3 separate regions of the Homo sapiens genome follow, and regions 2 and 3 are each linked to region 1. The links are chromatin contacts, found by Hi-C in ENCODE. All regions are on one chromosome and are shown on one strand. The core of a region is the stretch at or near the end of the contact, and the rest is flanking DNA. Distances in the headings are between cores, read along the strand shown.

Region 1 (2,539 bases), core at 22-2,521:
CTTGAGATGATAGCTTATTCCGAATTCCTGGTCTTAAGCTATGATAGCAGATGCATAGAACTTGACCCTGAGTTTGATTAAGAATGAAGACTCTGGACTCTGAGACTAGTCAGCCTGTGCAGCCATTGTGCAACCTTATGCTTAATATAATCACAATCCTTTAAAAATTCTGGCTTTTGTGGATAGGATTTGCATTTACCTTCTAGTCCAACTGTGCCGCATTAAGCTTTCCCAGTTGATAGCTGATCTGCTTTGAGGAGTGCATTTAACTCAGAGCTCTGCAAAAATGGAGTGCTTTTCTGTTGACTGTAGAGTACGTAGGTCAAGTGGAATTTTTGGCACTTCATTACATTCCCTGACCCTCACTAAACAAACTTCAAAATATATATATTTGCAACAATTTGGAATAAACACTACATACAAGGGTTGACGATAGATTTTCTGAAGAACTACCAAATGCATTAAGACTAAGGAAAACATTCTAATGATTCTTTCAAACACGAATATATTTAAATTCCTGTTAAACAATCTTCTTATTTAGTCTTCTCAGGCTTTGATGACACGCCACGATTGGCTGTTTATCAAAAACTTAGCAAAAAAATGCTTAACAAGATATAATTGTGTGCACACACTCGTGCATAATTAAACCCAGTTTATAAATTGGTACAGGGTGAAATATAGTCATACCACCCAAGAAAGGTTGGTGGCTAGCAAACAACACTTCTTCCCATGTATAATAATCAATCTTAAAATGTGAATACTGTGAAGTGATATAATAATCTGATCTTAAATCTTAATTTAAAACATCTATTTCCATCTCTATTGAACTAAATGAAAGTTCTGACAAGATTAGGAAATTAACTGGGATGTAAAAAACAGGATCAGGCATTAATTGTTAAAACTGGGATTATGTGGCCTGGACATGGACGATCGTCATCCTTTGAAGGTTTTTAACTAGATAGATTCTCTTCTGTGTGTTTTATTTATTTTATTTGAAGGAGGATTTAGCTGACTCTTAGTTTCTTTATTTTATAGCTATTTCTTCAGTTGAAAAAAAAGGGAATAATTGGGACAGAGTAACGGATATTTCTCAAGAACTTTAAGACAAGGTATTGCATAGCATTAAAGGGTATACTTTTCCATTTGTTTTATGACTTTGTCCAGTTAAAGTTACTGAGATAAGCACTCCAGTATTTACTTGTAACTTGAAACCGCTTTCATGGTGTGTCTGGATCCTAAGGGAAAAGAATTAACATTTGAGGAATGCTTACCTTGTGCCAGGCGTTTTATATGCATTATCTCATTTAATTCTCATAACCACAAGATATGGTTGATAGTATTTAATCCGATTTTACTTGCCTGAGATCATAATGGGAGTAAAGCATAGAGCAAGGATTTGACTCTAGGTCTCTCTTTCTATTTCTTTAAAGCCCAAGATCCTTTCACTAAACCACATTGGATTTCTCACCGTAGCCAGTATGTGGGAGTGACAAGAAGGAACACTCTAATAGTAAGAGATTTTCTGAACTTTAAGATAAAGTTCCCCTTTTGAGAGTAAAATAAGACAGAAAATGATGAGTCAGATTAAAACATGTTCCCTAACGCAATGAACTGGTTTAGCAAGTTATGGACTGTGTATACCATGAAATACTATTGACATCATTAGAAATAATAAGATAAGTCTGTTTAATGAAATAGAAGTCTGTATATGAGTTACAAAATAGTTGTATAATAATATGTGCAATATGATGTACTTTAACATTAGAAGCAACCATACACACATATGTTTGCATGTGTTTAGGAACAGGTCAGGAAGGATACATACAAAAATGTTAGTTACTTCTGTTCAGCAGGCTAAGAGTGGTAGGCAGATTTCAGTTTTTAAATGTAAATGCATCACTGTTGCTTAATTTTGGGGGGTGCAATTGCATGTATTACATTCACAATGAAAAATCATGTAATAGATTAGTTGAATAATCTGTAGGAATGACTCATCCCAAATTATGAGTGATTGAGGTGTTTAAGGAGATTTAATCTCACAAAAGCAAAACTGCTCAATCTATTTGAACCTCTGTCAGGCTTCAATTTTACTATGCATATATCATGAAAGCTAAAACCTCATAACTTGCGTTGCACTCTGCCTTATCTGAAGAAGGTGTTAACAGAAGGCAAATGAGTAACAGTCATTTCAGACTTAACATGTCCAAAATAGAGCTCTCAAACCTGCTTTTCCTACTCAACTTGTTCCTCTCTGCAGTTTTACCCATCTCTGCGATACTATCGCTTCTTCACTTGCCCAAGTTGAAACCCAAAATTTGCACACTTGATTTCTCCTTTCCTTTCCCAATGGTATCCCAACCAGCAGCAAGTCCAGCCTGATCCATCTCCACAATATCTCTACCCATTTCTCTCTGAGGGCTCCACTCAAGCCACCAATATCTCCTGCCTGTACTACTGTGGTTGTCTGCCATTAGGTCTTCCTCTCTTCACCTTTGCAATGCATTCTCCACTTAGCAGCCAGATCAATCTTTTACACTCC
Region 2 (2,539 bases), core at 26-2,525, 670 kb before region 1:
AAGTCTCAACCATGTTCCCTTCTGTACCCTGCTGCTTCCTCTATTTAAACACAAAATGACACCTTTCTCTCAATAATATGTATATTAGTGAGTGATACTATATGAGAAGCACTTTGCATGTCCTGGGGATACAGCGGTGAATAGACAATATCCTCACCTTCAGGGATGTACATTCTAGTGGGGAAAGTAGAAAACAGAACCATTTTATGGATCACTTCAGATAGTGCTGTTTTGTTGCAGGTAAAAGAAGGTGATGTGATTGTAAATGAGATGGAAGTAGCGGACAGTCAGCTGGGGGTGGGTGCAGATCCACAAAAGCCCTTGAGGGCAGTGGTGATTGACTTGAGCCTGAAGGTTGTAAAGAGGTCAGCCATGGGAAGATTGTGCAGTGAGAGTTCCAGAAGAAGAAACAGCAGGTGCAAATACATGAGGCTGGAATGAGTTTGGCTTTTTTGGAGAATAAAAAGAAGGCCAGCCTAACAAAGCATGGTAGACAAGGGAGAAGGGTGGAAGATGATGTCAGAGAAGTAGAGAAAACAGTTCCCAGGTCATGGGAAGGGTTTATAGTGTGATCTAGTACTTAGGACCAACTCCACGGAATTCAGAGGATCTGGAGGAATAGAACCTCTTAGGTCCTTTGATCCAATGTCATGTTTCCATAGGCGAGAAAACAGTTTATAAATCTATGAGGTTCGCTCCGTGGGAGCCCGAGGCCTCCTGAGTTATTCTTCTCAGTGACTTGTCCAGAAATGAGCACAGCAACCTGTTTGTGGCCTATTCATAATTACCTCCCCTATAAAAAGAACAGTAACATGACATTCTATGCCCTTCTGATTTTAGAATGAGAGGAATCTCATTTTTCAGACTCACGCAAGACCACCTGCCTTGTGTCTGGTCACAGGCAGATCCGTCAGCCTGGAAAACAGAAATTGTTTGGCTCAAAGAAAGTTTGTATTTTGGAAACGAAAGCACTAGATACAGCAAACAGGACGCCACGGTGGTACGTTACCCTGGAAGCACCTTCCCCAATCAACATGTCCCAGCACTATCCCCGCAGTTGCCAGTTTGCTCCAAACAGCTGTGCTAGAATCAGGCATGAGCAAGAGCCTCGGCCATTTCCCCTTCCTCTGAACTCCTAAAAAATACAAAAACTCACAGAGCTGAGAGAGAAGCCAATAAGAAGTAAGGAACATGCAGCAGGTGGTACCATCTGTGCCCGGCTAATTCCAGCCAAAACAATCTGCTCCCTAGAGTTCCCAGTTGTGGAGAAGGGAAGAGAATCTGACAGCGGCGGAGCCAGGGGAGGGGGTGTGGGAGGGCAAGTGCCGAGGCTATTATTCTAACACTCAGCCAGTTGGAGGAAGTAGATTATTGATGCCAGTGTACTATTATCTCTCTCCTTTTCTCTTTACAACCACGGTGGGAGATTCCTCCAAAGTCTCGCTAAGCTGGCAAGTCTCAGAACCCACACCTGTGAGACAGACACGCAGGCATCACTGTGAGTCTGTCACCACTGAGGTGGGAGGGACAAACATTCTCCAGCAAGACTGGGAAGCACAGCCCACCCCAAAACGAAAAAAAACAAGAGGGAGGAAGATTATGTTTATTTTATTTTATTTTCCTAGCAACTGAATTCCCTTCCACGCTCGTGTTCACTCTTTGAAAATTATCCACTGTTTAAAATGGGCTTATAGTCCACATGCTTTCTCCCCAGGTTGGCATTTTCTGAAATAAAATTCTTTCGCTTGATGGACTTCTTTGTGAGGGACAAATCTCCTCCCGTAGTGCACTTAAAATCATGAAATGAATCAATGCGAGCAATTCAAAGATAGATCAAATTGTCTGTAGCAATAACTTTTCCTTAAAAGAGTAATAGATAGACAGGGCCCATCCTTTTCCCAGATTGAGGAGACAGCCATGATTACAGGGTCACAGACAGACCTATGTACTGAAAAAGAAAATGTTACCCAATGCAAAATTTCCACCAGCATCTTGAGGTTAAAGTGCTATCTCCATATAGTCATCTGTCAAATGCAAATACCTGGGAGGGGTGATATTTGCCTATTATCACCTATTATCATCTTCCCTTGGCTTAATTTATCAATTCTATAGCTGAGAGTTGAACCCTGAGGGAGTGGAGCATAAGCAAGTTTGCTTTTATCAGATGAAGAGAAAGGAAGGTCTGAATTTCAGATACTGTCCCAGAAAATGGTGCACTCAGAGGTCCCTGAAAAAATAAAGAGATAGAAACATTCAGGAATGAAAGACAGGTAGAGGTGGAGGGAAAAATGGGAAAGAAGGGGGGATGGTGATCTTAACCCTCTGTTTGGACTGACTTCTGTGCTCCACCAAAATATATGTTGAAGTTCTAACCCCTGATATCTGTGACATGACTTATCTGGAAATAGGGTTTTTGAAGATGTAATCAAGTTAATATGAGGTCATTAGGGTGGGCCCTAATCCAATATGACGGATGTCCTTATGAGAGGGAAATTTGGACACGGATATGCACAGGGAGATGGCCATGTGAAGACAGAGG
Region 3 (2,539 bases), core at 18-2,517, 620 kb before region 1:
ATTCTCATTAAAAGGCCTTTAAATGCCTGCTCATAAAGAAGACAGACCTCTGATTTTGTTCTCTATACAATCCCAGTTATTGTTTTGAGGCAAGTCATCAAACTCTTTAGTAGTCTAAACCTTTAATTTGGTTTCAGAACAGTAGTCATGTATTGAACACCCAAATTACCATGTCTGTAACAAGTAATGCAAACACTCCGTATTAAAAATGCAATGACTGCAACTGTTTTTGTAAAATTTCTTGTGCTAATTTTTTAAAGAGGACTTTTGAATTAAGTTTCTCATGAAGGCCAAAATCTTATACTTTTAATGGTAGTGGAGTGTGTGTATATGTGTAGAGGCGAGGGGGTGGTAATTTTTGCAGTGGTATTTTTAAGTGGACAGTTTACTAATTATGTTGAGGTAAACACTTTACAACTCTAAAAGGAAAACTTCAATTATCTGAATGAAATGAGGTACATGAAATTAATTCAGATAAGTGGGGGAATCTTTGGTGTAAATGATGCATGTCAAGGTACATGACCTCAATCTTGATTTTTTTTTTTTCCTTTTTTCTTTTTCTATATATCTGTTAGCTGCTTACGAGATTGTGATTCTTTTAGGTCATGTTAGGAATCATTGATGGGGGAGGCAAAGTTGCTCTATAGTTTTGTTTTTTCTTTGCTACACAGGAATCCAGAGTGTGGTATTCTGTGACGAGTATAATTGCTCATCTCTCCCCTGCACTGCCTGCTGTTTTAGGTGGTACACCACAGCCTTCCATTTTGTCACCTTCCTGTCAAAAGTGTGTGTGACTCCTTAAGAATACAAGTTGTTTGAAATTAAAGCCACACTCCTCTGTCCAATCTCAAGATGTTTATAATTCCTAAAAGTTGAGTTACAGCAGGTTATAAAAGATATGGGATTGAGGTAGATGAACCGTGATTCCTTCTCTGTCCTCCTTTGGGTTTAAATATTAAGCAGCTATCTTGTAGTGTAGGCCCTTAAAATAGAAACAAAGGGTTGGGGCATGATGCCTAGCCTTTATAGATCCTAACTTGAAATGAAAATTTTATGGATTGATTAGAGTTTTAGGAGAATGATTATCTGCTGCAAATTACTAAGGTTTGCAGCATTCCTGGGCTCCTGGCATCTGAAAGCTATTGTATAATCTGTGGAGAGCCTGTTAGGTGTGATGACGTTTGTCTTCTAGGCTTTTTTTTTTTTTTTAAATGGAAGCAAGCATGTCTCAGCCACAGAGATGTGTACTGACACCTTATAAGTGAATTTACTTTTTTCTTTACTCAAAGCACCTGAAAACATGGCTCTTTATTTTCAGTGTGCACCAGCTTCCTTTTCACCTCTTGGTCTTTAAGATACAAGGTGATTCATATCTTGATTACCTTGGGTAGGTGGGTATGATATCAGCAAGCTCTGTGTCCGGACCTTGTGAGCAATTCCTAGGTCATTGCCTGAGGCCTTCTTAAATATATGCAGGTAATGTGACTGCAGATTTTGGGTTTCACAGTCAGTCCAGATTGATTTTGACTCTGGGCCATTTATGAGCAGCAAGCCTTTGCGGGGAGTTAGTAACTGCTCCGAGTTTCAGTTTTCTCCTATCTGATGGGGGGGATTAGTCTTTTTTAGTGTTATCTTTTTTTTAGTAACTTAGTTGTATTAATCTGTTGTCGTATTCAAATGGTGTGAATTAATGAACTATCTAGAGCATATCATTTTAAAAGGAAGTAGGTTTTGTACTATTTAAAGACAGAGGTAATCAAATTAGTAAAAATCTTTCCAAATAGAGGTCTTACTCAATTGACTTTAAAACTGTATAAGACTCTTGTAGTTATCAGTTTATTTATATACAAATAATACACTCCTGCGTGGTATAGCAAGGCAGAGTATGTATTGTATTCTGTAGTCAGACAGACTTGTATTGGATGATTCATCACTTTCCACTTCGGTAACCTTGGGCAGGATACTTTACCTATTTGATTCAAAGTTTTAGTCTGTAAAACTACTAATGAAGATTTAAAGAATAGAGATGTAAAGAACAATAAAGGGTAATAAGGACAATAAAAAGGTGGTTGTGAAGACTTAAGAGGAAGGTATGCAAAATGCTTGGTTATGCCTGAACCCAATAAATACTGATAGTTGCTGTTGTGACCTTGGACAAGTAACTTCACCTTTCTTCATCACAGGTTTCCTTATCTGTAGCATAAGTATACAGCTAACTAATAGGTTTAGGGTGAGGATTAAATGAGATAATACATGTAAGTGCTCACTAAATATTAATTGCTGTTGTTATATAAACAAATTAGACCAATTTTTGAGTTCAAGAATTCATACACATATTTAGTATATTTATTATATGGGGGATATTCACTGTGGATTTGGGGATGGTGACTTATTCATAGCTTTTAGTGTTTCCTTAAGATAACAGTTCACAAATTGTGGCGTACAAATCCCTAGGGATCACTGAGACCCTTTCAGGAGTGTCCATGAGGTAAAAACCATTATCATAGTAACGCTAACTTTTTGCCTTTTCTACTGCTTT

What was found. Hi-C counts contacts between places; a loop is a spot of excess contacts on that map. Pooled maps may share reads with other maps.
Region 2: a map with no recorded cell type shows a loop between it and region 1 (4-fold over the local background). The contact joins two enhancer-like sites. A Hi-C loop is called at or near these places in 2 of 37 single-sample maps with no recorded cell type and 2 of 50 pooled maps.
Region 3: a loop to region 1 is called in a pooled map, with 11 times the contacts of the local background. The contact joins two enhancer-like sites. A Hi-C loop is called at or near these places in 4 of 37 single-sample maps with no recorded cell type and 8 of 50 pooled maps.

What each region holds. Positions count from the first base shown.
Region 1 is chr2:143,704,248-143,706,786 of GRCh38, reverse strand. All of the region lies in intron 13 of ARHGAP15 (Rho GTPase activating protein 15), which reads right to left. The region is part of intron 4 of ARHGAP15-AS1 (ARHGAP15 antisense RNA 1); the gene reads left to right. Among named protein-coding and RNA genes, the nearest start is that of ARHGAP15-AS1, 71 kb to the left of the region's middle. Within about 2 kb of position 1,271, at least 3 of the 41 ENCODE cell types and tissues checked have a DNase peak (open chromatin) inside an H3K27ac peak, as active enhancers do.
Region 2 is chr2:144,378,732-144,381,270 of GRCh38, reverse strand. No RefSeq gene overlaps it. Among named protein-coding and RNA genes, the nearest start is that of QTMAN, 47 kb to the right of the region's middle. Within about 2 kb of position 1,275, at least 9 of the 41 ENCODE cell types and tissues checked have a DNase peak (open chromatin) inside an H3K27ac peak, as active enhancers do.
Region 3 is chr2:144,323,524-144,326,062 of GRCh38, reverse strand. All of the region lies in intron 1 of QTMAN (queuosine-tRNA mannosyltransferase), which reads left to right. Among named protein-coding and RNA genes, the nearest start is that of QTMAN, 7.7 kb to the left of the region's middle. RefSeq lists a silencer at 1,961-2,010. Within about 2 kb of position 1,267, at least 6 of the 41 ENCODE cell types and tissues checked have a DNase peak (open chromatin) inside an H3K27ac peak, as active enhancers do.